Linked DNA regions of Homo sapiens: region 2 is linked to region 1. A link is an interaction called in ENCODE POLR2A ChIA-PET data of the cell type or tissue named here. Cell type or tissue: endothelial cell of umbilical vein. All regions are shown on one strand. Links, peaks and the distances in the headings refer to the core of each region. The heading gives the core; the rest is flanking DNA.

The links. ChIA-PET counts read pairs that join two places held together with the same protein. Peaks named below come from ENCODE experiments on the same cell type or tissue, not always from the same donor. Only the 100,000 strongest peaks of a DNase experiment are listed, where the experiment ranks them.
Region 2: POLR2A ChIA-PET joins it to region 1 with 5 read pairs; 2 of 35 experiments call an interaction of 5 or more read pairs at or near these places.

Annotation. Positions count from the first base shown.
Region 1 is chr5:62,433,538-62,444,909 of GRCh38, forward strand. It overlaps IPO11 (importin 11), which reads left to right. Exons shown (of 30, transcript NM_016338.5): 2 at 3,737-3,880; 3 at 9,446-9,546. The coding sequence starts at 3,743. It also overlaps the pseudogene RNU6-661P. Among named protein-coding and RNA genes, the nearest start is that of IPO11, 26 kb to the left of the region's middle. In endothelial cell of umbilical vein, for the core only: no CTCF peak of the experiment used is centred there; no DNase peak of the experiment used is centred there.
Region 2 is chr5:62,648,608-62,659,979 of GRCh38, forward strand. No RefSeq gene overlaps it. Among named protein-coding and RNA genes, the nearest start is that of LRRC70, 75 kb to the left of the region's middle. In endothelial cell of umbilical vein, for the core only: no CTCF peak of the experiment used is centred there; a DNase peak (open chromatin) is centred at 5,144.

The DNA.
Region 1 (11,372 bases), core at 1,079-9,078:
GGGTAGACAACAGAGACTCTTCTGATTCTTATCCTAACAACTACTGCAGTGTCTGGCACAAAATAGGTGCCCCAAAAATGTATGAACTGAGCTCTTCCCCGCCAGACTGGATGGGCTTCTTAGGAGCAAGGATCAAAGCAAGGGGAGGACCTGGATGGGGCAGATACTGGAAGGAGGCAGGGATGGGAAACTCTAGCAGATTCCACTAGAACAGGAAAAATGGTGAGGGTAAGGATTGCTTTGCTGTGTGCATTTATGTTCTCTGCACAATCTTTGCTCTAGGGGAAAATTGCTTTGAGGGTTGGCAGTAGTCAGTGATTTTTTTAGGAATAGCCCAAAGCAAGGCTGTGACTTTTATCTTTATTTCTTTGGTGGAGGGGGTGGGATGAGGATGAGTTCTGGTAGAGCTTTTTTCCTTTCATATGTTGATAGCAATATATTTATGTTCTTCCTATCCTGCGTCTATTTTTATACCTATATGAAAAGCCTAGACACCTTATTTTGCCCCATTTGTTCCTGCCCTTTTCTCCAACTTCATTTTCCGCCACTTTCCCCTTTTCTCACTAAGTGTCAGTCATGTTGGCCTTCTTCAGTTTGTTTCTAATCGCAAGGCCTTTTTTCTAGTTGTTTTCCCCGTCTGAAGCTCTGCCTTCTGATCCTTGCATGGGTTTCTCTTGTCATTCACGTCTCTCATAAATGTCACTTCTCAGAAGCCTTCACTGAATACCCAGTCTAAAGTGACACACTCAGTTGCAGTCAGTCTTTTTTTTTGTTTGTTTGTTTTGAGACAGGGTTTCTCTGTTGCCCAGGCTGGAGTGCAGTGGCGTGATCACAGCTCACTGTATCCTGGACCTCCCTGGGCTCAGGTGATCCTCCCACCTTAGCCTCCTTAGTAGCTGGGACTACAAGTGCACACCACACCTGGGTAATTTTTGTATTTTCTGTAGAGACGGGATTTTGCTCTGTTGCCCAGGTGGGTCTTGAAGTCCTGGGCTCAGGCGATCTGTCTGCCTCAGCCTCCCAAAGTGCTGGGATTAACAGGTGTGAGCCACCACACCTGGCCATGAGATGTGCTTTAAGTGTAAAATATACACAGGATTTTGAAGATTTAGTATTAAAAGTAAAATATCTCAGTATATTTAAAAAATATTGGTTACATGTTGCAATGATAACATTTTGGATGTATTGAGTCAAATACACTATTAGGCCTGGTGCAGTGGCTTACACCTGTAATGCCAGAACTTCAGGAGGCCGAGGCAGGCGGATCATTTGAGGTCAGGAGTTTGAGACCATCCTGGCCAATATGGTGAAACCCAGTCTCTACTAAAAATACAAAAATTAGCTGGGCGTGGTGGCTCGCGCCTGTAGTCGCAGCTACTTGGGAGGCTAAGGCAGGAGAATCACTTGAACCCGGGAGGCAGAGGTTGCCATGAGCTGAGATTGCACCACTGCACTGTAGCCTAGGCAACAGAGTGAGACGCTGTCTCAAAAAAAAAATATATATGTATATGTGTATATATATATGTATATATATGTATATATATGTGTATATATGTATATATGTATATATATGTATATATGTATATATGTATATATATGTATATATGTATATATGTATATATATGTATATATATGTATATATGTATATATATGTATATATATGTATATATATGTGTATATATATATATATCAGAGCAGCTGTAGTAAAATATATATATTAGGATTAATTTTTACATACTTCTTTTTACTACTTAACGTGGCTGCTAGAAAATGTAAAATTAGGCCAGATGCCATGGCTCATGCCTGTAATCCCAGCACTTGGGGAGGGATTGCTTGAGCCTAGAAGTTTGAGACCAGCCTGGGCAACAAAGCGAGACCTTGTCTCTACAAAAAATAAAAAATAAAAAAAAATTAGCTGGGCCCGGTGGTGCATGTCTGTGTTCCCAGCTACTTAGGAGGCTGAGGTGGAAAGATCACTTGAGATCGCGGCTGCCGTGAGCAGTGATCACGTCACTGTGTTACAGCCTGGGTGACAGAAATTTAAAATCTTAATCTGGGCTGCGCATGGTGGCTCGCGCCTGTAATCCCAGCACTTTGGGTGGCCAAGGACCTGGCAGGCAGAGGTTGCAGTGAGCCGAGATCGTGCCACTGCACTCCAGCCTGGGCAACAGAGCAAGACTCTGTCTCAAAAAAAAAAAAATCTCAATCTGGCCGGGCATGGTGGCTCATGCCTGTAATCCCAGCACTTTGGGAGGCTGAGGCAGGCGGATCACCTGGGGTCAGGAGTTTGAGACCAGCCTGGCCAACGTGGTGAAACCCCGTCTCTACTAAAAATACAAAAATTAGCTGGGCTTGGTGGTGTGCGCCTGTAATCCCAAATACTGGGGAGGCTGAGGCAGGAGAATCGCTTGAACCCGGGAGGTGGAGTGAGTTGAGATTGTGCTGTTGCACTCGAGCCTGGGTGACAGAGTGAGACTCTGTCTCAAAAAATAAATCAAAATCAAATCAAATCTTAATCCAACTCTATCAGTAACTTGGTATTTTTCAGATTCTAGTTATTAGGCCCTTTTTAAGATGGTACAATGAAATTTTTGTGTTTTTGATTAGCCCTGCTTTACTTACATAGGTTTTGAAATGGTTGATTTTCCCTAAAAGGTAATCTAGGTCAGATTTCTTGTTGAATCAACATTTGGAATCTTGCCATTTCACTGCAATTTAATTGTAATTATTTTAACAAAGGAATTCATTTGCTTTGGCTATATTCTTTATAGGCTAATAACTTTCAGACTTTTACTGTCTGGAACATTCTTCGGTCACAGAGATAGCCACTGTCACTAAGCTGTATCAATACAGTACAACGCTATTCCCTGTCACCCCTGCACTGAGAACTTCGACTTATTTTCTGTCAATATTTTTAGCTTTCAATTTTAATCCTTATATTTTGTACGTGTATATTGTGAATAACTATACATACTTGCTAAGTATAGAATTGTATATACAATTTTGGGGGTGATTAGAAACAGAATCCCGGAGAATTCAACAAAATCAAGAAATTGTGTGTTTGTTGAATGGCTTCAGCTACATGGTATAGGATTAGATGACCCAGCCCTTAAGATCCTTTCTGACTTAGGTTTTAGATTTTTGTTTAATAGGTCAGTTTGGCTTTTTTCCCCATAGCATTTCATTTTGTATGTTTCTTAAAATGATTTGGAGATGCACCATTGGTGGCACGTAAGATGATGTTGGAGAGTACTTTACTAACAAGTCAAAGCAATTCTTTTGCAGTTTTCTTTTCTTCCTTCTGATTTTGTCAAGGATAAAGTTAGGTGTTACTTACTGTATGGTTTAATACTTTTATAACACTTATTAATCTCCTTTTTAAAACGAAGACAGAAGACATTATGCTTAGTCTTGGGCACGTAATGGTACTTACTCAGAATTTAGAAACTTTGAAGTTTGTGTGTGTATCTCCCCTCCCTCAATTTATTATCTTCTATTTATGGAACAATGAAAGAGAGTTTCCTTTAGGAATAAATTGATTTAAGCAAAAATAATTTGATTATGAATTTTAAGGATGAGTATGGGGTATACTTAGAAAAGATAGAAAGGCAGAACATGAAGGATTAGATGAATGGGAGTAATTCAGAACATGAAAGCTTTTTGTCTCCATTTATTTTACTGTTAATTTTTTATTACTTGTAATACATATTCAAGTATGTTAACTTATCATTGCCAGGTTTCCATGGATCTCAATAGTGCCAGCACTGTTGTTCTTCAGGTGTTAACACAGGCCACCAGTCAGGATACTGCTGTGTTAAAACCAGCTGAGGAGCAGTTGAAGCAGTGGGAGACACAGCCAGGTTTCTATTCAGTGTTGCTGGTAAGTTGTTCTAAAATTGTTTGCTTTTCTTTTTAATAAAATGAGACAACATTAATTTGTTTTAAAACCCTAGTTTTATTGGTAGTTTAGTGAAATAGATTCAGATGTTTGGCTGCTGATGCCTTTGCCATTATCTTATTACTTTATGACTTCTTAAGGGTGTTAAATAAATATTTATTGATAAATATAAAAATAAGCTAGGTATATGTAGCATCTGCTCAGAAGGCAAAACTGTGATGATTTTCAGTTTTAGTACGTTAAAAGTGTCTACTATCAGGACTCTAGGTAGCACTCTTTCATATTTTGTCTTTATCCCTACCCCAGGTAATTTATGTTGTCATAGTTGTTCAGGTCTCCACATTGCAGCATCAATGTCAGGTGTACCGTGTATTTCACTTTAAAATGTTTTCTTTTCTCATCTAAAAATTTCATTCTCTTGACACAGCTGATGTTTTCTTGGATATAATGGGAAATGGTATAATTAATTAACAATATGTGCTTTAAATTAACCTTTATTGGAGTTCAAAGTTTTTGACTAATTAATCAAAATTATTTTCTCAATGCCAGAATGAAAGAAGTCTTTTTGTGTTGAACACTTTCCTTATACTTTTCTTCTGAGAAATTGAGAACTCTGATTAGTGTTTGAGGTTTAGCTTCTGGTCAGGGCAACAAAGCTCCCCGTTGGGTTAAAAACTGACTCAGTATTTGTGACCAGGTCATAGAATCAGAGCAAAATTGTTTATTATATCTTGCAAAATAAAATAAATGATAGCAGTTGTCATATATATTTTAACTTGTTGGCTAAAAAAGTTTGAGTTGTTTGTTAAATTGAAGAAGATATTGTTCATGACAGTAAGGGAAATTGTTTAAAGTCAGACTTGTTATCCTGAATATAACAAAAAAGATGGCTGTTTGGCTCAGTAACAGAATCGTAAAAAAAAAAAGATTGATTTTAAAAGATACTAAAGAAAACATCTTATTCTTTATGTAATCTTAGCATCATGTTTGTAAATTTTAGGCATAGTATAAATCTTTAGAAAATCTCTTGAGTAGGGCCGGGTGCAGTGGCTCACTCCTGTAATCCCAGCACTTTGGGAGGCCAAGGCGGGTGGATCACCTGAGGTCAGGAGTTTGAGACCAGCCTGACTGACATGCTGAAACCCCATCTCTACTGAAAATACAAAATTAGCCAGGTGTGGTGGCGCACGCCTGTAGTCGCAGCTATTCATGAGGCTGAGGCAGGAGAATCGCTTGAACTCAGGAGGCGGAGGTTGCAGTGAGCTGAGATCGTGCCATTGTACTCCAGTCTGGGCAACAAGAACGAAACTCCATCTCAAAAAAAAAAGGGGGGGAGCAGCGGGGCCAGGTGTGGTGGCTTATGCCTGTCATCCCAGCACTTTGGGAGGCCAAGGCGGGCGAATCACGTGACCAGGAGATTGAGACCATCCTGACTAACACGGTGAAATCCCGTCTCTACTAAAAATACAAAAAATTAGCCAGGCATGGTGGCGGGCGCCTGTAGTCCCAGCTACTTGGGAGGCTGAAGCAGGAGAATGGTGTGAACCCAGGAAGCAGAGCTTGCAGTGAGTGGAGATTGCACCACTGCATTCCAACCTGGGCGACAGAGTAAGACTCCATCTCAAAAAAAAAAAAAAAAAAATCTCTTGAGTATCTTTACTCTCCTTACGCTTATTTAAATGAATATGCTCTATAATTAGTCTTGTGCTTTTTCTGGCCAAAATATAAAACACTTTCAGAATTTCTTATTTTAATTACTGCTGGACCTTAAAAACCAATAGGCATTGCTTAACTGTTGTCTTTTTATGTATTAATAACTATACCTTATTAATAATACTAACTGCGTAGGTTTTTTTTTTTTTTTTTTTTTTTGAGACGTCTCGCTCTGTCGCACAGGCTGGAGTGCAGTGGGGTGATCTAGGCTCACTGCAAGCTCCGCCTCCCAGGTTCATGCCATTCTCGTGCCTCAGCCTCCTGAGTAGCTGGGACTACAGGTGCCCGCCACCACGCCTGGCTAATTTTTTTGTATTTTTAGTAGAGATGGGGTTTCACCGTGTTAGCCAGGATGGTCTCAATCTCTTGGCCTTGTGATCCGCCCGCCTTGGCCTCCCAAAGTGCTGGGATTACAGGCGTGAGCGACTGCGCCTGGCCCAGTCTTTTTTTTTTTTTTAAGTAGAGACAGGGTCTTGCTTTGTTGGCTGGTGTCAAACTCCTGGGCTCAAATGATCCTCCCACCTTGGCCTCCAAATGTCTTTATTTTTATTACCTGTAATTTTCTTCTTAGAGGGATATAACATTTCTTTTAGATGGAACAGATTATATTTACAGTAGATTAAAAAGCTGCTGTGTTTTAGTCTTCCTTTTTCCCCTATACTCGCTATCTAGGTACATTTGATCTTACCTAGCTGTCCATTCTAGTCAGGAGACTCCTGTATTTGTATACATGATCTCAGGCTTATGTTCTAGTCCTGTTTTTCAGAGTACTTATAGGACATTTCTACTTGGATTGACATCTGCAGCTTGACTTTTCTTATTTTTGTAAGTGTATTTGAGATAGACTGAGTGAGATCCACCAACTTCCACAATATTCCCACATTACTTCCATTCGTTCACTCATTTGCTCAATAGAAAGTTAGGAAGTTTCTGCTTTGCCAGGCACTGTGCTAGATTCTAGGCGTAAGACAAGACTCAATGTAGTATAGAAGGTGGACATGTAAAGTGTGAAGATCAAATGTGATTAATGTGGTAAAAGAAGTGCATGTTTTGTAATGGAGACCCAAAAGAGGGACTTGCACCCAGTTGCCAGTGGTTCGAAGGAATAAATGTGAGTTACACAACTATATTTGTAATCTTTTTTCTTTTTTTTTGTATTTAGACATGATTTTCTAAAATTGGCTGTATAGTGTACGTCCCCTTTTTTTTTTTTTTTTTTTATCTGAGGTGGAGTCTCGCTGTGTTGCCCAGGCTGGAGTGCAGTGGTGTGATCTCAGCTCACTGCAACTTCTGCCTCCTGGGTTCAAGCGATTCTCCTGCCTCCGCCTCCTGAGTAGCTGGGATTACAGGCGCCCCCCCACCATGCCTAGCTAATTTTTTGTATTTTTAGTAGAGACAGGGTTTCACCATGTTGGCCAGGCTGGTCTCTAACTCCTGACCTCAAATAATCTGCCCACCTCGGCCTCCCAAAGTGCTGGGATTACAGGCGTGAGCCACTGCGCCCAGCCTGCATTCCTTTTTAAAAAATACTTGGCTGATCACAGTGGCTCACCCCTGTAATCCTAGCACTTTGGGAGGCCAGGGCAGGTGGATCACCTGAGGTCAGGCGTTCAAGACCCACCTGGCCAACATGGTGAAAGCCCGTCTTTGCTAAAAACACAAAAATTAGCCGGGAGTGGTGGTGCATGCCTGTAATCCCAGCTATTCGGGAGGTTGAGGAAGGAGAATCGCTTGAACCCGGGAGGTGGAGGTTGCAGTGAGCCAAGATCGCGCCACTGCACTCCAGTCAGTGCAACGGGAGTGAGACTCCATCTCAAAAAAAAAAACTTACAAATGTTTTTCTATAGCAAAGGACATACTTCCACATCATTTTTGGCTTTGGGGTTTTCCTATACAAGGTTTAAGAGGTCACCTTTGGGAATTTGAGTTGTTTTTGGTCTGAGACATAGTATAATTATAGTCATTATTATTATTTGGATTAACATAATGCATACTTTTTTTGAGTAATGGTTAATGTTGAGTTGAGATTATTCACATCACATGTAGCTTTATCTCTCTTGTTTTTTGAGACAGAGTTTCACTCTTGTTGCCCAGGATGGAGTGCAATGGTGCGATCTCAGCTCACAACATCCTCTCCCCTCCCGGGTTCAAGTGATTCTCCTGCCTCAGCCTCCCAAGTAGCTGGGATTACAGGCATGCGCAACCATGCCTGGCTAATTTTGTATTTTTATAGAAACGGGATTTCTCCATGTTGGTCAGGCTGGTCTTGAACCTTTGACCTCAGGTGATTTGTCCCCCTCGGCCTCCCAAAGTGCTGGGATTACAGGCATGAGCCACTGTGCCTGGCCTTTTTTTTTTTTTTTTTTTTTTTTTTTTTTTTTTATGGGACAGAGTTTTGCTCTTGTTGCCCAGGCTGGAGTGCAGTGGTGCGATCTCTGCTCACTGCAACCTCCGCCTCCTGGGTTCAAGCAATTCTCCTGCCTCAGCCTACTAGCAGCTGGGATTATAGATGTGCACCACCACACCCAGCTAATTTTTTGTATTTTTAGTAGAGATGGGGTTTCATCATGTTGGCCAGGCTGGTCTCGAACTCCTGACCTCATGGTGGTCCACCTGCCTCGGCCTCCCAGAGTGCAGGGATTACAGGCATGAACCACCATGCCCGGCCGCTTTATATCTCTTAAAAATGTTCTGCTATCAAACTTTTTTTTTTTTTGAGACAGAGTCTCACTCTGTCACCAGGTTGGAGCACAGTGGCGCGATCTCGGCTTACTGCAACCTCCACCTTCCTGGTTGAAGCTATTCTCCTGCCTCAGCCTCCCGAGTAGCTGGTATTACAGGCATGCGCCACCATGCCCAGCTAATTTTTGTATTTTTAGTAGAGATGGGGTTTCACCATGTTGGCCAGGATAGTCTCGATCTCCTGACCTCGTGATTCGCCTGCCTCGACCTCCCAAAGTGCTGGGATTACAGGCGTGAGCTACCGCGCCCAGCTTTATCAAACTTATTTACAAGGATAATTGTTTTGATAAGGAGGGTACTATGAAATAGTTTTATTTCATAGCATGTATTAACCCCGGGGCCTTGACTCCTTAGAATCTTTGAATCTATGCTGTAGTGGGCCTACTTTTTCTAATTTGGAAGTTATATATTTTATTGAATATGTATGGGCTTATGGTATTCATTTGAAAAATAATTAGGTTTGCTTGTTTCTGAATTTAATTTTTTTACTAGGGGAATTTTCAAACACACCTTAAAGCAGAATAGTACAATGACTCTACATGTGTGTTACTCAGCTTTGAACAGTTAACATACAACTGAGCAGGTGTACTTCTTATATGAATTGTAGAACTATATATACTTCATAAATATCGATATGATATATGTAGTGATAGAATATAAACAAATTTAATTAAAAGATCTGTCCAGGCTGGGTGTGGTGGCTCATGCCTGTAATCCCAGCACTTTGGGAGGCCAAGGCGAATGGATCACCTGAGGTCAAGAGGTCGAGACCAGCCTGGCCAGCATGGTGAAACCCTGTCTCTACAAAAAAAAAATACAAAAAATTAGCTGGGCTTGGTGGCAGGCACCTGTAACCCCAGCTACTTGGGAGGCTGAGGCAGGAGAATCTCTTGAACCTGGGAGGCGGAGGTTGCAGTGAGCCGAAATCGTGTCATTGCACTCCAGCCTGGGCGACGAGAGTGAAACTGTCTCAAAAACAAAACAAAACAAAACAAAACAAAACAAAGATCTGTCCATACTTTATTGTGGGTACATTAATTATACTTTTTACTTATTCCATGCTAATTCTAATATTATGTTTTTTATTTATAGAATATTTTCACCAACCACACTTTGGATATAAATGTAAGGTGGCTTGCTGTACTGTATTTTAAACATGGAATTGATCGCTACTGGAGACGTGTAGCACCTCAGTAAGTTCCATCACTTCCCCTATTCCTTGAGTATAATCCTTCCCAAATTCAGGAAGGTGTAAGAATACTTGTTTATGTAAAAGGATGTGTTAGCGCTTACTTCTGCAGCACATATACTAAAATTGGAGCAATACAGAGACGATTAGCATGGTCTCTGTGCAAGGATGATGTGGAGATTTGTGAAGTGTTTGATATTTAAAAAAAATGCAAAAAAAGTGTTTACTACTGAATAAGTGTTCTATTTAGGTAATGACAAATCAACAGCTATATTATTGTTTTCTTCATGGTTTTCCATTTGAGTGTGTGTGTGTGTGTGTGTGTGTGTGTGTGTGTGTGTGCGTGTGTGCGTGTGCGTGTGATGTTGGCCCTCTGCTTGCAAGGATCATGCTGAGTCAGTCATGTTGAACAAAAGCCCTCTGTTTTAGTCGTACCCACTTAAAAGGCTGAGGCAGGAGGATTGCTTGAGCACAGGAGTTTGAGATCATCCTGGGCGACATGGAGAGACCCCATCTCAAGAAAAAAGAAAGAGAAATATAAGGTTAGGATTTGGAAGAAAAAAAAAGCCATTCAGAAGGAAATCCCAGGTCAACTCTGAACCAGCTAGGTGTTAATTTCTGAGTCTTATGCATTCTTTCTCTATGGTGGGAATGGAGTAGTATACATTTGTAATCACATTAGTATTCAGTTATAACTGCTATGTACGTGGTTAACAGATTTAGTAGTTAATTTTACATGTTATATAATCAATGCAAAATCATTGTAGACATGACCCTGGGATTTGTTTGATAGAAAATATGGTAGTGAATTTTGCTTAAGAAGTAACATAATCTGTGTTTTCCAGTAGATGGCACTATAGCTCTCTAAATTCTTAAAAGCCGTAAGACCTTTTTTCTCAGTCTGAATACTTCAAAATGCATATAAAACATGTCCTTGAATAATATTGGAAACAACAAGAATATTTTCAGGCTGCACTTGGGATACTATATTACGGTTTAAAGCAGACATGTCTTTTTCTTTTTTTTTTTTTTTTGAGACGGAGTCTCGCTCTGTTGCCCAGGCTGGAGTGCAATGGCATGATCTCGGCCTACTGCAAGCTCTGCCTCACGGGTTCAGGCCATTCTGCCTCAGCCTCCCGAGTAGCTGGGACTACAGGTGCTTGCCATCTTGCCCCGCTGATTTTTTGTGTTTTTAGTAGAGCCAGGGTTTCACTGTGTTAGCCAGGATGGTCTCGATCTCCTGACCTGGTGATCCGCCCGCCTTGGCCTCCCAAAGTGCTGGGATTGCAGGTGTGAGCCACTGTGCCCGGCCGGAGTAATTTTTTACATAGGATTAATTCATAATTTTGGAGAGAAATATGGTAAGTAGTGATGAGAAAATGTGCATTATTTGTTTATAGGCAATGGCCCAGCAGCACTTTTCTACTGCTTTGTCCAATTGAATTTTACGTGTCTGCTAAAATTCATTTTGTTTTAGTGGTTATATAAAGGATACAATTATAAATGCTTGTCTTGGCTGGGCACGGTGGCTCACACCTGTAATCCCAGCACTTTGGGAGGTCGAGGATCACCTGGGGTCAGGAGTTCGAGACCAGCCTGCCCAACATGGCGAAACCCCACCTCTTCTAAAAATACAAAAATTAGCCAGGTGTGGTGGCGGATGCCTGTAATCCCAGTTGCTGGGGAGGGTGACACAGGAGAATCACTTGAACCTGGGAGGTAGAGGTTGCCGTGAGCCAAGAACGTGCCACTGCACTCCAGCCTGGGCGACACAGTGAGACTATGTCTCAAAAGAGAGAGAGAGAGACATATATATATGTATATATATAT
Region 2 (11,372 bases), core at 1,044-9,043, 220 kb after region 1:
AGATTGTGTGAAGCAAGAGCAGAACCAGCCGGTCATGGGATGTGAACTCTCACCTTCCCCAAGAGGCTGTTGCTGCACACTGATGGGCAAGGGTGAGGCTTTCTAGAGATTAGGGTCAGATCAGAGGAGGTGGGCAGTAACATGGAGTTTAACCAGAGGGAGCATTTAAACTGGACAGTCAAACCTGACAAATGTACCCAAATTTGAATATTTACCCAAGAGGGACTACAGTTTCAAATAAAACCAATTTTTAAAAATGCCACTGTGGCTTGAATTTACTGGATTGGGACAAATTTCATTTCCCGACTGAGTGGGAATAGAGACTCCCCTATTAAAGGAAACAGCATACAGTCAGAAAAATAAGCTTCCTGTCTGTGCATAGATGATTTGAGAGTGCTGGTTTATATGGTCCACACATGCATGAACACATTTATCTTGACAAAGCCTAGTGAGGAAGGGCTGGAAAGGGGAATGAATGAGTGGCAGCTTCCCGCTTGAAATTTCACATAGAGGGTTTCTGCTTGGCATTCCTCCTATAGAGCTCACATTTTCACCAGGGGAGACAATCACTTAAAAATGTAGACACACACACACACACACACACACACACACACTGTTGCTAGGAAGAAAATCTGAGCTGTGTATAGGGACTGAGAAGGTGATGCCGGGGATGCTGTTTGAGAAGGGTGGTCTTAGAAAGCGCTCTCTTAAGGTGATATTTAAGCAGAGACCTGAGTGGAAATGGAGCTAAATACTGGTTGAGATGGGTGATGGGAGTGGGGCGGGTTGTTTGTGTTATGAACTGAATGTTTGTATCTCCCCATAATTCATATGTTGAAGCTGTAACGCCCAATATGATGAATTTACAGGTGGGGCCTTTGGGAGGCAATTAGGTTCAGGGTTCAGATGAGGTCATGAGGGTGGGCCCCCTATGGTGGGATTCGTGTCTTTATAAGAAAAGGAAGGGGACAGAGCAGAGCTCGCCCCCTCTCTCCCCTCAGCTGTGAGGACACAGTGAGACGGCAGGCAGGCAGCCATCTGCAGGCCAGGAAGAGGGCACTTATCAGGAACTGAATCTGCTGATGCCTGGGTCTTAGACTTCACAGGCTTCAGAACTGTGAGAAATACATGTGTATTGTTGAAGCCACCCAGTGTAGGTATTTTGATGTAGCAGCCTGTGCTGCCTAATGTAGTTTGTTTTTGTCTGGTTTTATCTGTTTTGTAGTCTGGCCATGGAGTGACCGTCTACTCTTACCCATTTTAGAACTTCTGGAGTTAACCCTCAAGGGGGTGTCCCTGCAGAGTTGAGATGACATCACTGGCTTCAGGAAGGTGCACAGGAGCAGTCACATGAATCAGAGAGGTCATCATGGTAGGAAAGGAAAGGAGTCTGTGATATTCTCACTCCCTTAGTTCACATATAGGCAAGCCTAGGGTGACCAACTAATTTATGCTCCAAACCAAACTTAGGAAATTTTTAATATCTGCACCAGGGAAACATACATAAACCAAGACTTTTGTCATAAACCAGGAATTTGTCAGAGCACATCAGAACATAGGTTATCCTAGTTTAGTTTCCAGTTTGGGTGAGAGATTGCGCTAATCCAGTCCTAGTTCCAGATTTTCTTGTGGTGCCCTGGGGCACAGTTAGCATTGCCTCAGGCTTCCTTCGGCAGCTGGATGGTGACAAGGCCTAGATTTGGGTTTAGGGGAAGGGAGGGTCCTTCTTAGACCTCATACCTAAGTGACAAGTAATAGTAATTTTAAAAGTATCCTGCCGTGGTCACGTGTAAGTATACTTCTGTGAGCAGATTTACAGTTCGGGATGGAAGTGGTTTGGGCAGATTTCTGACATTCCTGCATCCTCATCTCTCACTTCATCCTAACACCAGTAAGGGCAGTTGGAATGCAGCAGCTCAGAATCAAAGCTCTGGCACCAAAGTGCTTGGGTTTTAAATATGGCTCTGTCACCTTCTAGCTGCATGACATTGGGCAATTACTTAACCTTCCTGTGCTCCATTGTCTAAATGTATATAACAACGCCTTGATAGGGGTACATAAAGATTAAATGAGTTAACACATGTAAAGCACTCAGAATAGTGCCTGATGTATATTAAAGTGCTCCATCAATGTTGGCTATTATAATATTATCATTATATTTATTTATTTAGAGACAGGGTCTCACTCTGTCACCCAGGCTGGAGTACAGTGGGATGATCTCAGCTTACTGTAGCCTTGACCTCCTGGGTTCAAGTGATCCTCCCACCTCCAACTCCTGAGGGGACTATGGGTGCATGCCACCATGCCTGGCTAATTTTTGTATTTTTTTGTAGAGAAGGGGGTTTCACTATGTTGCCCAGGCTGGTCTCAAACTTACTATGTTTTAATAGCTGCTTCCCTAAGAGATTATTATCCCACTTAACGGATATGGAAACTGGGTTCAAATGTGGGTTGTTGCATCCAGAGAAAATGGAAAAGCTTTGAACCAGGCCTAGGAATAAGGGCAAGGTTGATGATGAAAAGAAGGGGATGGAGAAGTCTAGGCAGGGAGGAGCCACTGTGTGGAATCAGAGGGACACTCAGTGTGGTCACGGGATTGCAGTAGGACCAACTCTACTGGCAAAGACAGTTTCAGCTGGGGAAAGTGGGCAAGAAGAGCTGGCCATGGAGAAGATTATGAGATAGAAACCGTACATAGGGTCTCCTACAGCTGGCTTCTCCTCCTGGCTACCTGAGGTGTCTCTGCTTCCAGGAGAAGTTGGGTATTTTCCCAGCAAGTCTTGGCTAAGAGCTGATTGGGTGTTTGGGAGGCAGCACCATCTTGCCCTCTGATGAGTCCTGGCCTTTGTGTTAAGGTGTGCTGGGCAAGTGCAGTGAAGTAGAGTGTCTCTCCCAGGGCATGGGTCACCCAGCTCTCTGGCAGAGATAGTTTATTTAAGTTTCAGCTTCCATTTCTCTGTTAGTTGTGACTCTTTCAGTTGTGAGGTTGGAATCCAATTTATACTGGCTTAAGAAAAGCAGGAATTGATTGGCTCACTTAATTGATATAGTTGGGCTATATTGGCTTCAGGTGCAGTCTGATCCAAGTGCTCAAACAGTGTGGCAGGACCCAGTTTCTCCATTTCTTGGCTGTGTCTTCTATGGTGTTGGCTTCCTGGGCAGCTCCAGGTATGTGTCATCTGACTTATGGAAGTTCCAGCAAAAAAAGCAAATGGCTTATCACCTGCTGCCCCAACAAAAGTCTTACTACATCTCATTGGTCCTTATTAGGCCACAGACCTGACTCTGGACCAATCACTGTGGCCAAAAGACTGTGGGCCTGGGTCATATGCCTGCCTCCGGAATTAGCAATAGCATCATAAGCAGGTGAGCAGAGGGGAGCGCACTGCCAGGAGAAGAACACCTGGCTGCTGTATGGCAGATACAACAATAATAAATAAAGCAGCCCCTTTGCAGTGAACCAAAAGAGAAGTAAAAATGAGATCTGTGTGTCTAGAATATAGGCCAAGTAACTTAGTTATCCTGGAGAACAACGTCTCAGCAGTTTTCTTCTTACTTGATCTAGGATTCCTCCGGCTTTGCCATGTGGGCCCTGTGCACACAACTGTTGGCTTATTTTTTTCTTTTTCTTTCTTTTTTTTTTTTTTGGAGACAGGGTCTCATTTTATCATCCAGACTGGAGTGCAGTGGTACAATCTCATCTCACTGTTTGCTTACTTTTAAGCCTGCCTATTTGCGGCCATCAATATTCCAGCTCCATTTTTCTAAATGAAAGTATATGACCTTTGCTCCTCTTTGTTTTTCATTCAACATTGACTTCACCAGTGTCTCCCTCCCATTCTGCCGCTGCCTGATATGAAAGCTGCGTTCCAGGGACTCAGCACTGTCATCTTATCCAAACTTGATCCTTATTTCAGGACACAACTTAGGACGTTCCTCCCCTCTCCCTCCCGGACCTGAAAGAGTTACTTGGTAGATCAACTTCTGTGATCCCTGGCTGAGCTCTGTGATGAATGGGACCCATGTCCTTTAATGCTTAAATCCTCTTATATAAGTATTTTGGCATTTCTGAGTAGGATGAAAGCTGGTAAAATGTAGGTTTAGTAAATTAATTCTGTGATTAAGGTTGTAGAACTGTAAGTTGGGGCTAGTCAATGCAGGGCTTTCAGTGCCAGGCCAGGGTGTCTGCACTTGTGTCTTGCTGATGGTGGCAGCCATTGAATATTTTGAGTAGAAGAGGGACACCCTTCTCCCATGGCACCTTTCTTTGAGCATATAGCAATTGTTAAGCCCTATACACCTGTCCTTTCCATATATGATCTTATTTCATAGCCACAATAATCCTGTGAAAGAAGAATCCTCTTTTTTCTTTTTTTTTTTTTTCTCTCTCTCTCTCTTCCCACCCCCCAGCACCAGAAACAGGGTCTCACTATGTCTACCAGGCTGGAGTGCAGTGGCACCAACAAAGGTCTTATTGCATATCCTTGATGCTTATTGGGCCACAGACCTGACTCTGGACCAACCACTGTGGCCAAAAGACTGTGGGCCTGGGTCACATGCCTGTGACCGTTTATAGCTCACTGCAGTCTCAAACTCCTGGGCTGAAGCGATCTTCCTGCCTTGGCCTCCTGGGTAACTGGAATGACAGGCATGCACCACCACACCCAGCTAATTTTTTTTTTTAGTTGTAGAGATGAAGTTCTCACTATGCTGCCCAGGATGATCTCAGCCTCCTGGACTCAAGTGAGCCTCCTGGCTTGGCCTCCCAAAGTGCTGAAATTACAGGTGTGAGCCACTGCACCCGGCTAAGAAGCCCCTTTTAAATGGCAGCTACTCACCTGAAATCACACCTCATTCTTGGCAGGAATCCCTAAGAACATAGAGGACATACAGAAAACCAATCATCCGACCTAACCCCAAGTGCCATGGGACAGTGGCAGCCACTGCATTGCCATTTCACTCTACAGGATATTAAGCCCTGAGGGAGGGGTTCATCCCTCTCGATCTGTTTGGCAGAGTGGCTGAGGAAGACATGAGGTTAAAATAACAGTGAAAAGGAAATGATGCAATTCCCCCTCCAATCAGTTGTTTCCCTCTTTGCTTTTTGCTTTCCCAGAGTGGGAACATCTGAGCCCCTGCATTTCTGTGCTTCCTCCTGGCTGTCAGGTCAATCATCTTGTCGCTGCTTTTTTTGTTTCATGTCCTTTGTATCCGGTCTTCACATGCTCACCTCCCTTCCTCTCCATGACCCTTTTCCCCATGGAATGGCTTCTTGGACTTGTTTGACTACACCCGCTTCCCCATTTGCTTCATGAACGTCGCATCACTTCACTTCTTTGTCTTCCAGTCCTTACTTAGTGCACTTGCTTAGCTGTCTCCCGTGTTAAAGTTCTGATGCCCTTGTCTGTTTACACTGGTCTGTTTTCCAGTGCAGTCTCACTTCTCTGCTGCTTCTCTGGCATAGTCCAATTTTCACTTCCATCAAGGGCAGCCAGCTGTGTACCTGAGCTTCAGACTTGATTTTTGTTCTTTTTTGTCTTTTTCTTTTTTCTTTTTTTTTTTTTTTTGAGACAAAGTCTGGCTCTGTTGCTCAGGCTGGAGTGCAGTGGCACGACCTCAGGTCACTGCAACCTCTGCCTCCAGGTTCAAGCAATTCTCCTGCCTCAGCGTCCAGAGTAGCAGGGATTATAGGCACCTGCCACCACGCCTAGCTACTTTTTTGTCTTTTTAGTAGAGATGCGGTTTCACCATGTTGGCCAGGCTGGTCTCAAACTCCTGACCTCAAGTTATCCACCCACCTCGGCCTCCCAAAGTGCTGGGATGACAGGCGTGAGCCACTGCACCTGGGCTTGCTTTTTCTTCTTAATATGGTTTCTCCTTTGTGACTTCCTGTGTTCAGAATCCAGCCTCATCACACATTAGCTATGTGGTTCTGGCAAAGTTACTGTCTCTCTCTATTCCTCGGTGTCCTCCTCTGTAAAATGGAGATGGTGCTAGTATTTCTCTTGCAGGATTCTCATGAAGATTAAATGAGATATTTAATATATGGAAAGTGTTAAGGACATTTCCTGGCACATAGTAGTTAGCCAGTACACGTTCTTACTATTGTGTTGTTGGTAGTATTATATGGTTCTGCCATTTTGATTCACAAGAATTCCTCAAAAGCAGCAAACACAGAGGCAGCTTCATGGTGGAGGGACAGAGGGCAGGTTTGAGGGTGGCTAGGTGGAAGGACCACGTGTGTGTCCCCTGCCAGTTTAGTTTTCCCTGACTCATCCCTTTTAAAGACTTGGGAGGAAAGTTGCCTGTCCTTCAAGGACAAGGGGAAGACATTGTTCTTGGTTACCAGATATGTGATAAAATGAAGAATAAAGTCATTTGGGTAAACATTGACTTGGTAGAAATTTCTTTTAAAGCATAATGAAATGAAAACAAGCAATGCTCAGTAGGATCAGCACTCCATCTGTTTTGTTCCCTTCTGATGCTGCATCAAGATTCCTAAATGTAGTTTGGATTTTGAGAACATCTGGAATCAGCCAAGCACATTTCTGAAGGATTGACATTATCATCTGTATTTCTTGCTGCTTAGTTAGGCCTGCTGACTGTGCATTGACCTCCAAAGATGAGGCCCACCAGTGTGTTCATTCAGACAGTGTCCACAGCTCAGGGTAACTTAAGGATCCCTGTGGGGACTGTGTGTGTGTGTGTGTGTGTATGTGTGTGTGTGTGTGTGTGTGTGTGTGTGTGTCTGCATGCATGCACAATTTACCTTTGTTTCTGATTATAAAGGTAATAATGTTCATTACTGAGAGACTGGAAAAAGAAAAGAAAAAGGTAAAGAAGCATTCATAGTCAACAAACATTCATAATCCAATCACCAAGAAATAGCCACCCTTAATATTGTGATGCATATGTGAAGGATTTTACACATATACACACATATATATATTACTCCATGTTTTTTTTAAAGCCTAACTATGACGATATTGAAAATACTTTTAGAGGAAGTTGGGGGGTGGAGCCAAGATGGCCGAATAGGAACAGCTCCAGTCTACATCTCCCAGCATGGGCGATGCAGAAGATGGGTGATTTCTGCATTTCCGGCTGAGGTACCGGGTTCATCTTACTAGGGAGTGTCGGAAAGTGGGTGCAGGACAGTGGGTGCAGTGCACAGAGCGTGAGCCAAAGCAGGGCGAGGCATCGCCTCACCCGGGAAGCACAAGGGGTCAGGGAATTCCCTTTCCTAGTCAAAGAAAGGGGTGACAGACAGCACCTGGAAAATGGGGTTACTCCCACCCTAATACTGCGCTTTTCCAACGGTCTTAGCAAACGACACACCAGAAGATTATATCCCGCGCCTGGCTCAGAGGGTCCTACACGCGCAGAGCCTCGCTCATTGCTAGCACAGCAGTCTGAGATCAAACTGCAAGGTGGCAGTGAGGCTGGGGGAGGGGCGCGTGCCATTGCCGAGGCTGGAGTAGGTAAACAAAGCAGCCAGGAAGCTCGAACTGGATGGAGCCCACTGCAGCTCAAGGAGGCTCCCCTGCCTCTATAGACTCCACCTCTGGGGGACAGGGCATAGCCAAACAAAAGGCAGCAGAATCCTCTGCAGACTTAAATGTCCCTGTCTGACAGCTTTGAAGACAGTAGTGGTTCTCCCAGCATGCAGCTGGAGATCTGAGAACAGACAGACTGGCTCCTCAAGTGGGTCCCTGACCCCCGAGTAGCCTAACTGGGAGGCATCCCCCAATAGGGGCAGACTGACACCTCACACGGCCGGGTACTCCTCTGAGACAAAACTTCCAGAGGAACAATCAGGCAGCAACATTTGCTGTTCACCAATATCCGCTGTTCTGCAGCCTCCGCTGCTGATACCCAGGCAAACAAGGTCTGGAGTGGACCTCCAGCAAACTCCAACAGACCTGCAGCTGAGGGTCCTGACTGTTAGAAGGAAAACTAACAAACGGAAAGGACATCCACACCAAAACCCCATCTGTACATCACCATCATCAAAGACCAAAGGTAGATAAAACCACAAAGATGGGGAAAAAACAGAGCAGAAAAACTGGAAACTCTAAAAATCAGAGTGCCTCTCCTCCTCCAAAGGAACGCAGCTCCTCACCAGCAACGGAACAAAGCTGGACGGAGAATGTCTTTGATGAGTTGAGAGAAGAAAGCTTCAGACAATCAAACTACTCTGAGCTAAAGGAGGAAGTCCGAACCCATGGCAAAGAAGTTAAAAACCTTGAAAAAAAAATTAGACGAATGGCTAACTAGAATAACCAATGCAGAGAAGTCCTTAAAGGACCTGACGGAGCTGAAAACCATGGCATGAGAACTACGTGACAAATGCACAAGCCTCAGTAACCGATGCGAACAACTGGAAGAAAGGGTATCGGTGATGGAAGACGAAATGAGTGAAATGAAGCACGAAGAGAAGTTTAGAGAAAAAAAGAAAAAAAAGAAACAAACAAAGCCTCCAAGAAATATGGGACTATGTGAAAAGACCAAACCTCTGTCTGATTGGTGTACCTGAAAGTGACGGGGAGAATGGAACCAAGTTGGAAAACACTCTGCAGGATATTATCCAGGAGAACTTCCCCAATCTAGCAAGGCAGGCCAACATTCAGATTCAGGAAATACAGAGAACGCCACAAAGATACTCCTCGAGAAGAGCAACTCCAAGACACATAATTGTCAGATTCATCAAAGTTGAAATGAAGGAAAAAATGTTAAGGGCAGCCAGAGAGAAAGGTCGGGTTACCCACAAAGGGAAGCCCATCAGACTAAAAGCTGATCTCTCAGCAGAAACTCTACAAGCCAGAAGAGAGTAGGGACAATATTCAACATTCTTAAAGAAAAGAATTTTCAACCCAGAATTTCATATCCAGCCAAACTAAGCTTCATAAGTGAAGGAGAAATAAAATCCTTTACAGACAATCAAATGCTGAGAGGTTTTGTCACCACCAGGCCTGCCTTACAAGAGCTCCTGAAGGAAGCACTAAACATGGAAAGGAACAACCAGTACCAGCCACTGCAAAAACATTCCAAATTGTAAAGACCATCGAGGGTAGGAAGAAACTGCATCAACTAATGAGCAAAATAACCAGCTAACATAGTAATGATGGGATCAAATTCACAAATAACAATATTAACCTTAAATGTAAATGGGCTAAATGCTCCAATTAAAAGACACAGATTGGCAAATTGGATAAAGAGTCAAGACCCATCAGTGTGCTGTATTCAGGAAACCCATCTCACATGCAGAGACACACATAGGCTCAAAATAAAGGGGTGGAGGAAGATCTAACAAGCAAATGGAAAAACAAAAAAAGGCAGGTGTTGCAATCCTGGTCTCTGATAAAACACACTGTAAACCAACAAAGATCAAAAGAGACAAAGAAGGCCATTATGTAATGGTAAAGGGATCAATTCAACAAGAAGAGCTAACTATCCTAAATATATAGGCACCCAATACAGGAGCACCCAGATTCATAAAGCAAGTCCTTAGAGACCTACAAAGAGACTTAGACTCCCACACAATAATAATGGAAAACTTTAACACCCCATTGTCAACATGAGACACATCAACGAGACAGAAAGTTAACAAGAATATCCAGGAATTGAACTCAGCTCTGCACCAAGTGGACCTAATAGACATCTACAGAACTCTCCACCCCAAATCAACAGAATATACATTCTTTTCAGCACCACACCATGCCTATTCCAAAATTGACCATATAGTTGGAAGTAAAGCACTCCTCAGCAAATGTAAAAGAACAGAAATTATAACAAACTGTCTCTCAGACCACAGTGCAATCAAACTAGAACTCAGGATTAAGAAACTCACTCAAAACCGCTCAACTACATGGAAACTGAACAACCTGCTCCTGAATGACTACTGGGTACATGACAAAATGAAGGCAGAAATAAAGATGTTCTTTGAAACCCACAAGAACAAAGACAGAATGTACCAGAATCTCTGGGACACATTCACAGCAGTGTGTAGAGGGAAATTTATAGCACTAAATGCCCACAAGAGAAAGCAGGAAAGATCTAAAATTGATACCCTAACATCACAATTAAAAGAACTAGAGAAGCAAGAGCAAACACATTCAAAATCTAGCAGAAGGCAAGAAATAACTAAGATCAGAGCAGAACTGAAGGAGATACAGACACAAAAAATCCTTCAAAAAATCAATGAATCCAGGAGCTGGTTTTTTTTTTTTAAAAGATCAACAAAATTGATAGACCGCTAGCAAGACTAATAAAGAAGAAAAGAGAGAAGAATCAAATAGACACAATAAAAAATGATAAAGGGGATATCACCAGCAATCCCACAGAAATACAAACTACCATCAGGGAATACTATAAACACCTCTACACAAATAAACTAGAAAATCTAGAAGAAATGGATAAATTCCTCTACACATACACTCTCCCAAGACTAAACCAGGAAGAAGTTGAATCTCTGAATAGACCAATAACAGGCTCCGAAATTGAGGCAACAACTAATAGCTTACCAACCAAAAAAAGTCCAGGACCAGATGGATTCACAGCCGAATTCTACCAGAGGTACAGGGAGGAGCTGGTACCATTCCTTCTGTAACTATTCCAATCAATAGAAAAAGAGGGAATCCTCCCTAACTCATTTGATGAGGCCAGCATCATCCTGTTACCAAAGCCTGGCAGAGACACAACAAAAAAAGAGAATTTTAGACCAATACCCCTGATGAACATCAATGCAAAAATCCTCAACAAAATACTGGCAAACCGAATCCAGCAGCACATCAAAAAGCTTATCCACCATGATCAAGTGGGCTTCATCCCTGGGGTACAAGGCTGGTTCAACGTATGCAAATCAGTAAACATAATCCAGCATATAAACAGAATCAATGACAAAAACCACATGATTATCTCAATAGATGCAGAAAAGGTCTTTGACAAAATTCAACAACCTTCATGGTAAAAACTCTCAATAAATTAGGTATTGATGGGACGTATCTCAAAATAATAAGAGCTATCTATGACAAACCCACAGCCAATATCGTACTGAATGGGCAAAAACTGGAAGCATTCCCTTTGAAAAATGGCATAAGACAGGGATGCCCTCTCTCACCACTCCTATTCAACATAGTGTTGGAAGTTCTGGCCAGGGCAATCAGGCAGGAGAAGGAAATAAAGGGCATTCAATTAGGAAAAGAGGAAGTCAAATTGTCCCTGTTTGCAGATGACATGATTGTATATCTAGAAAACCCCATTGTCTCAGCCCAAAATCTCCTTAAGCTGATAAGCAACTTCAGCAAAGTCTCAGGATACAAAATCAATGTGCAAAAATCACAAGCATTCTTATACACCAATAACTGACAAAC